Regions from separate parts of the Mus musculus genome. Here region 1 is linked to region 2. A link is a contact called in ENCODE Hi-C or POLR2A ChIA-PET data. All regions are on one chromosome and are shown on one strand. Each heading gives the region's core, a stretch centred on a gene start or an enhancer-like site at or near the end of the contact. The rest is flanking DNA. Distances are from core to core; before and after follow the strand shown. Region 1 holds the start of Zfhx2 (zinc finger homeobox 2). Region 2 has its middle 38 kb from the start of Zfhx2.

What was found. Hi-C counts contacts between places; a loop is a spot of excess contacts on that map. ChIA-PET counts read pairs that join two places held with the same protein, here RNA polymerase II (POLR2A).
Region 1: a map of left cerebral cortex shows a loop between it and region 2 (5-fold over the local background). The contact joins the promoter of Zfhx2 here to the enhancer-like site in region 2. A Hi-C loop is called at or near these places in 3 of 37 maps with a recorded cell type or tissue (all left cerebral cortex). POLR2A ChIA-PET finds 5 or more read pairs at or near these places in 5 of 5 experiments (Patski and embryonic stem cell).

What each region holds. Positions count from the first base shown.
Region 1 is chr14:55,089,807-55,093,637 of GRCm38, forward strand. Zfhx2 (zinc finger homeobox 2) reads right to left here and starts at 2,242. Exons shown (of 10, transcript NM_001039198.1): 1 at 2,202-2,242.
Region 2 is chr14:55,052,357-55,056,401 of GRCm38, forward strand. No RefSeq gene overlaps it. Among named protein-coding and RNA genes, the nearest start is that of Zfhx2, 38 kb to the right of the region's middle. Within about 2 kb of position 1,504, at least 1 of the 3 ENCODE cell types and tissues checked has a DNase peak (open chromatin) inside an H3K27ac peak, as active enhancers do; it is left cerebral cortex, where a contact is called at or near this core.

The DNA of each region.
Region 1 (3,831 bases), core at 992-3,491, 38 kb after region 2:
CTTTCCTCTTCTCCCTTTCCAGGGCTCTCTGTGGCTCTGATCTGCTCCAGCACTCCTGTCTTTGCCTGTCCACACCTTCTTTGTGCCATACTCTCTCCCACCTCATCTTACTCCTTAGTTCGTCCCTCCCCCCACGGTATTAATTTAATATTGCTTTTGTTGACCCCTCCTCATGAATACTCGCTCATCTTTCTCTCTCCTCCTGTACAGCTATTAACTCATATTTATTTAATTATTTCATTTGCTCAATTTTTCATTAATCGCCTTCTTGGTTCCCGACCTTCCCTACTCTCCCTTCTGCACAGATTTTCACCGTTCTCTTTGGCCAGACATTTCCTTAACTTGTGTTTTTACTGAACCTGGTTCCTCCTTCCATCATCTGCCTCATCTTTCTATCCGTCTAAGCTGCTGTGGTCTGGAAAAACAATGATGGATTTAAACCCACGGATAAACTCTCCAATCCATTATCCACCTTTACCATTCTTTAGACGGAATGAGCACAGCCCTTGCACAAGATAGGTTTTCTGAGAATAATAAAGCCTGTCTCATAAAGAATGTTACTGAATCCAAAGAGAAGAATACCAGGATCCCATGAGGAAAATGAGCTAAAAAGTGAAGAAAAAGCCACGGGGTGACCTGGTAGGGTGGAGCTTGGAGTCCTAGAGAGCATCCCCTTACAGAATTAAAGTTGACAGTTAGCTGGGGCACTGATGGGGGAAGAGTTGTCTGACCCTGGAAGACCATTAAATTGATTTCTTGGCCTGCTTATGAGCCTCCACAAAACATAACCGCTACCTCTCACCCAGCCCTTTGCTTGTGACATCTTCTCCTTGGGTTAAAATGCTGGATGACAGGATAAAGGATAAACAAACAAGCAAACAAAACCCTCAGCAACTTTGGTTGACTAAGGAGGAAAGGAAACAAAGATGGAGAATATGCAAGGAGAATATTCCATATCAGATAAAAGGATATGGAAACAGGGTGAAATAAACTGGTGAGATAATAAATGTATATACAATGGCAGAGTGGGGGAAGGGAGGAAAATTAAGTCAGCATGGATGAGGTTGGCGATGGAAAGCCCCTGGAAAAGCAGAGGACACACTGGAGACCCAAAGTCTCCAAACAAGGGGATCAACAATGTCAGAAGTTCCGAGGCTTTCCTGCCCAGGGTGAATAGCAGGCTGTTGTGCCCACGTTGAAAGGGCACTAGGGTCTTCAGGGGGAGGCACATCGGCTCCATGCCCCCACTTCTCAGGTCCCTGACCCCAGACTACCACAATCATGGCTGATAAGCAAACTCCAAAGTAGCTGAAAAGGCCACAGTTGTACAGACAGACCCTGAGGGAGAGCAGTGGATGGCCAGTCAGGCAGTCTAGGCGTGACACACAGGGACAGGGGTACTCGGAAAGGATCACTCGGATGAGAGGTGTCACTGTCACAGAACTGGATATAGATGGGGTGGGGAGCCAAGTGAAAAATGGCACAACCACAGATCAGTGGGGGCGCAGGCACAGTGAGAAGCGTGGTCCAGAGCTCAAAAAATGAGAGCGGATGGAGAGTCCGGGTGGCAGGAGAAGCAGGGCAGGCATGCTTCGCCGCCAATGGGGCTCCCCTCACCTACTTCAGGCAAAAATGAACATTAAAGATATACACTCCCCCTCCCACACGGCACCCCGGCGCGCTAGCCCATCCATCAGCCCTTCCGCCCGGGTTTCTCCCCCATCTCTCAGCCAGCTGAGATCCTATGCGCTGCAGGCCCCTCCAGGCTGATAGCTCAGAGCCCTCGCACTCACCCGGCCTCCCTTTCCCTCCAGGAACCCCGCTCCCGGTAGAGCTCGGCGCGGTACGTCTAGGCTCTCGCTGCCCTCTGTCCGGCTGGCCCTATCTTTCCCTTCTCCGTTTCTTCCACCTCTGCCTCTTCCCCATCCCCACTCGCGCGCCCTTTCTCCCCAGTACTCCTGTCCCCTTCTCCCCGGCTGTCTGTCCGTCTGAGTCCCCTCCCCCAGCCTCTTCCCGTCCCTCTCCGTCCCCATCCAGTAGCAATCTCCCAGCGCCTCCTCTCTTCTCGATCTCGAGATTCGGAAGAGCATGGAAGGGAAGGAGAGTGAGAGGCAGAGAAGAGGGGGGAAAAAAGAAAAAAGAAAAAAAAAGAAAAAAAAAAAACACACCAACCCAGCAGCATCGGAAATCGATGCACTTACACCTCAGCTGGAAGCAGGGACGGGAGTCGAACCGCGGCCGCCAAGCAGCGCGAGGCGGGGAGGGGAGGGGGCGGCTCTTGGAAGGGACTTCTCCGATGTGTTGATTCCTTTTTTGCCCCTCCTCCTCCCTCCCTTCAGCGCTCGCTCCGGGGCGTCAGGGACGGAGATGGAAAAATAAATAAATTCACGGCGGTGAGGGAAGTGAAAGAAAATAATCAATGCTATTTGGCTGCGGCTGAAGTGTTTTCCCGGCTTCGTGAGTGGGTTTCCATTGATTCACCCTGGGCACTGGCTTGCTCCCTGTCTCCTCCTCCTCCTCCTCGCCCTCCTCCTTCAAGCCCTCACTCCTCCGCCTCATTCACTGGCTGGAGCCAAGGCGTCCCACACAATGGAATAATCAATACCCAGGCGCCCGGGGCAGCCCCACTGAGCAGGTGCAGCGACCCGCCCGCCGCAATGCATACTGGGAATTGTAGTCTATAGGTGTCCGCCCTCTATAGACAGCTAGCGGAGTCAACCGGTGTCCCAGGACGCAGGGACCTGGGTGGGGGCCAAGATCTCAGGGCGGGGCAGACCGTCCATATCCACAGGCTTCTTCCTTGACTCAGGCAGTAGGTCTACCCTATGCCTGCAAAAAGGGCAGGTCCCTTAAAACTCTTGTTCCCTCCTCTTTATCCTGCTTACAGAAGTGTGTTTTATTTTTATTTAAAAAATTTTTTTTCGAGACAGGGCTTCTATGGGTAGCTTTGGCTGTCTAGAACTCGTTTTATAGACTAGATTTCTGCCTCTACCTCCCAAGTGCTGGGTGTTGTTTTATTTTAAAGCACTATTGCTTCGCAGAGCCTTCAGGAGGTTCATCCCTATTTCACTCCCTTCTTCTAGTCTTATCGTCCCCCCCCCCCCCGTTTGATTACTAGAACATTCTGTTTCATAGCAGTTTCATAGTGTTTCTCTCAGTGTTGTTGTGTTCTTAACTCAGTGTTGGGAAGGGAGATGGGAGGCTTTGGTTCCTTCTCCTTAACAGCTCATCAGTGTTTTATATTCTAAATTTTAAGATTCTGAAGCGAAGCTGCGCGTGGTGGCACACGCCTTTGATCTAGCACTTGGGAGGCAGAGGCAGGTGGGTCTCTGAGTTTGAGGCCAACCTGGTCTACAGAATGAGTTCTAGGACAACCAGAGCTACACAGAGAAACCCTGTCTTAGAAAAAAAAAAAAGATTGTAAAGCAGAGTATACAGGACTTTATTTTATATTTTATATTAGAGGAAAATAAGGTTTCCCAGCTCAAGATTGCATGGCCGATAAGTAATAGTCCCATGATGTAAACCCTCAGTGGTCTCCAGAGCCCAAGCTTGCTGCGTGGCATATTTTCTTATGAAACCAATATTTTGAGTTTCTACCATGTAACAGTAAATAAAGTTTGTAACTGGTTCTTCAATCCTCATATAACTGAAGCGGGAGAGGGTGGTTGTACCATGGCCAGGAGCAAGTGGGTCTACAAAAGAGGACGGACGGGTGAGGTTTGGGCTAATGAGAAGAGATGGGGTCTCGGACTTGTTCCCTCCCCACTCAGATCCTTGGCTTTACTTTTCAGTCTTGTTGAAGCACTGGTATTTTCTGTGTTCTATAAG
Region 2 (4,045 bases), core at 254-2,753:
ACAGAGGTTAGTGTGTTGACAATGGGTGTCATCTCACTTGTGTAGGAAGGAGTGTCATTCACTTGCATCTCCGTGTCTAACACCCCATCTCCATGCCAGTCCCTCTACCTGCAGCTCTGCCCTGTCTTCACCACCTTGCCTTCTTTCTCCTTCATCCCTCCTTTGGGTTCCTCCTGTCTCCTCTGTTCTAAGCAGACAGGCTCCCTCTCTGCCTCCAGATCTCCCCTTGCCTTTCCATTCCCTCTGCCCCCAGCCTGGCAGCCTGCCCTGTAGGAATGTTAATTAGCATTCACGATTTAATTAATTCAGTAGCTAATTAATGATTGGGGACTGGAGGTGGGGAGCCAGGATGCTGGGAGGGGTGTGGGGGGTGCGAGCTGAAGGTGGCAGAGAGAAGTAGCCAAGGCTGCAGAAGGCATCGCAGATGGCAGTGTGGTGGTTGGCACGGTGCCCACTGCCATGGATGCAAGCACACTTGCACGCACGCACACGTACACACACAAAACCGGAAAGGGTGATCGAGGAATAAAATCAAAAGCGGGGCGAGAAGGATGCAGGGGCCCTAGGAACCAGGGCTGAGGGGCTGGGGTGGGGACCAGGGCTGGGGGGCTGGGGGGGCTGGGGGTGGGGAGGACTCTAGATCTATTTGAATCTACTCCGGAAGTGGAAGAGTACGAAAAAAAAAAGAAAGAAAGAAAGAAAGAAAGAAAGAAAGAAAGAAAGAAAGAAAGAAAGAAAGAAAGAAAGAAAGAAAGAAAGAAAGAAACAACCAGAGGCGCAGAAAGAAGAAAGCTCTCCCGGTACCCCACCCCACCCCCGCCCCACCCCAGCCACCCCTCCTCCCTGGCATGGGATTCATGGGCACCAGCTGAGGACAGGGTCCCCTCCCTCTGCCTGCCACATAAATATTGGCACCGAGGACCTAGACTCTGAAGAACAGGGCATTCCAAAGAAAATAGTTTTCATTTTAAGTTGCCTTTTAATGTATATATATATATGTGTGTGTGTGTGTGTGTGTGTGTGTATATATACATACACATATTTATAAAATGTACATATATATATATACATATATATATATATATATATATATATTTAAATTGCACCTGTTTTGGCATGAGGGTGAAGGCGAGTGAAAGAAGGTGACCGAGCCAGAAGGAGAGAGCACAGATGACTTGGTGATGGTATGGTATGGTGAGTTGTGGGGAGAAAGACGGGGGTGGTACAGAGGTTGGGATGGGTGGAATGAGGACTCTGTCTTCCTCTTTTCATTTCACTATGGATGAAGGAGAAAGAGAGAAAAAGAGAAAGAGAAAGAGAGAAAGGGGGTGGGGAGAGAAGCGAGACAGATGGCAGAGTGGAGAGGCGGCAGCCAGTGCCGGCACTGCCCAGCTTGGGCGGACCCAGCTTCCCCCGCCTGCCAGCTCTCCAAATGCCACCCTTCCCCCATCTTCCCCTCTCCCCATCCCCCCAGCTTGGCACTGATCTCAGGGAGAGAGAGGGAGGGAGGCTGGGCAAAGAGCATCTGTTCCCTCCATTCTCCTAGCTCCATCGGCTGCCAACCTAAGGCCATCGCCTGCCTCCATCACCCCTTCGCCTGCCTGCCTACCACCCAATCCCAAATGGGTGCTGGATCAGGTGCCGAATCTGGCTGCCTCCTCGGGTACCAGTCACTGCGTTGCTGTGTGTCTGCCACCGCTGCCTGGCACTCATGGGGCCGTGTGTGTATGTGTGTGTGTGCGCGCGCATGTACATGTACGCATACGCATGTGTTGTATGTGAGCCTCCTGGGCATGGGTGGGGGTTGGCATTGTGGTTGCCACTGTAGCATCCAACTAGAAGGACAGAAGGATGGAGTGGAATAAAGAGGGAGAAGCGCGGGGCCTCGGAGGGGAGAAGAGGGTGCACGAGTTGCTTCATGCTGTATGGTTGCAGGCATTGGCACTGCAGCTGCCACCCTTGTGCCCATGGAGATGGGAGGGGACAAGTGGAGGGGGCAGCGACAGGAGTCCTTGTGCTCTGGGGGGAAGATGCGGCACACAAGAGCTGTTGGCATCACAACTGTAGGCTTGTGCCAGGTCTGGGGTTACAGGAACTAAGGGGACGAGGAGGTAGAGAGGAAGGAAGGACTGGCTGCTGATGCCGCTGCCCCCCTAGGGCTCTGAGAAGTGTGTGGAGAAGGAAGGAGTTACCTCTGCTCCTGTCTGAGAGTGGAGAGAGTAGATGGGGAAGTGCCAGGAAAAACTGGAAGGGGTAGGAGGAGGGACTGTGCCACTACTACCCAGGGAGGACTCGTCTGGGCTGGCCGTGGGGCCTTTTTGTGAGAGAACACTGAAGAAGACAACAGGGAAAGTGGTGCTGCCCATGGAGCCTGGCATGGCTGTGGTGTTGTGTGGATTGGGAAGGGTGACAGTGACCCTCTCAATGTGGTTGGGAAGGCTGTCCTGCCAGGAGTTAGATAGTGAAGATGAAGGGTGTTTCATTTGGGAGAATAGACTGTTTTTTTTTTTTTTTTTCCCTGCCAGGTCCTCCTTCTCATCACTTCTTAGGCATGGAGAGATGAAGGACAGATGGAGTACCGCACAAGGATACAATGGAGGAAGCAGGCCATGACTAAGACCCCAAGGATGAAGAATGGAGAGCCCTGACCGTCCTCCTGGCCTCCAGTCATTTCCCCACTGAAGATGGCCGTACCCTCTAGCCTGGTCTGTATGTCCCCAGCATTGCAGGTGTTGGGGGAGGGAAGGGGCTGCGTGTGAAGCTGAGCTGTGAAACGGGAAGGGTCCCCTTTTGTGGATCCTGTTTGTACTGTCCACTCTTACAAGTGTGGCTGATTTTTTTCTCCCTGGTGCCTCCCTCTCCTCCCCCGCCTTTCTTTTGCCTCCCCCCTTTCATCATCACCATCTGGGTCCTTCTGCTTGGCACCCAACCAAGTAGATGCCGCCACACTTGGCAGTGTTGTGCTGGCATGTGACCAGTGACTCAGATTCTGGCACTGCGGCAAACCCAAAGCCTCGAAAGTTGCTCATGATACCGCTTGGCGGCAATGAGGGAGAGGGGTCATGGGCACATGCGCTGGGTGGAGCTCCGTGTTGTAAAGTGGCACATGACGCTGCCCTTCACAGAGGGAATAAAGCCAGTATTCACTAGAACATCTCCCCTCTGCTCTTCTCCAAACTGGACCCTCAACTCCTCCCTTGACTAATTCCAATAAGGGGGTTGAGTGGGCACCACACTGTTTGAGCAGCCATGCAAAAGCCATCTAGAGTAAGGAGGGATAAGGACGCCATTCACAGCCACAGTGGGCGTGTACTTCTCTCTGCAGTTAGGGCAGAAAGACACCAGAGTGTGAAAAAGGCCTGGGGAAAGGCTTGGCAGCTATGCTGCCCCTTGGGCTTCACTGGTAGGGAGTGGGCTAGGCCTTACATATGTATTTCCTGCTCTCTCATGGTTGAGATGAATTGGTTCCTTGTCCTTTTGTTTAAAACGGTCCTAGAAGGATAAGAGGCACTCTAGAAGTGGAGAGAGGTGTGGTGGTGGTGGTGGCGGGAAGACAAAGGCATCTGGGACTTATACAAAGACGCTAAGAGTTTATGTTTAGAGATTTCTCAATGGCACACCAAATAGGACTGGATTAATTTCTGTCTTTGAAATCTACTCTTGGAAGGGAGGACCATGGCCCAACAATGGCAGTGGGAGAGAAGATGACTCTGTGGAGGACACTCTCCGTTATCTGTGATGACATACACCAGCCCCCGAACAATTTAACCTCAAGCTGCCCTCTGCAAGACTTCGGTAGCACTGGACTTCCCTCATTCCTGGTAGGCAGAGGTTGTTAGCCATCAGCCTGGAAGATCTGAAGGAAAATTTGGCTTTGGGTAAAGTCAAAGGGGATGGCTCTCAGAGATAAGGCCAGTTCATGAGAAGTAAGCAGGGCTTTGCTACCTGTGCAGGGCAGAGCTGCCCTGGGCTGGGGGGAGTTCTGATGTCAACATCTCTGGAGGCAGATGACAACTTCAGAAGAGGCAAAATTTCCCCAGGAGAA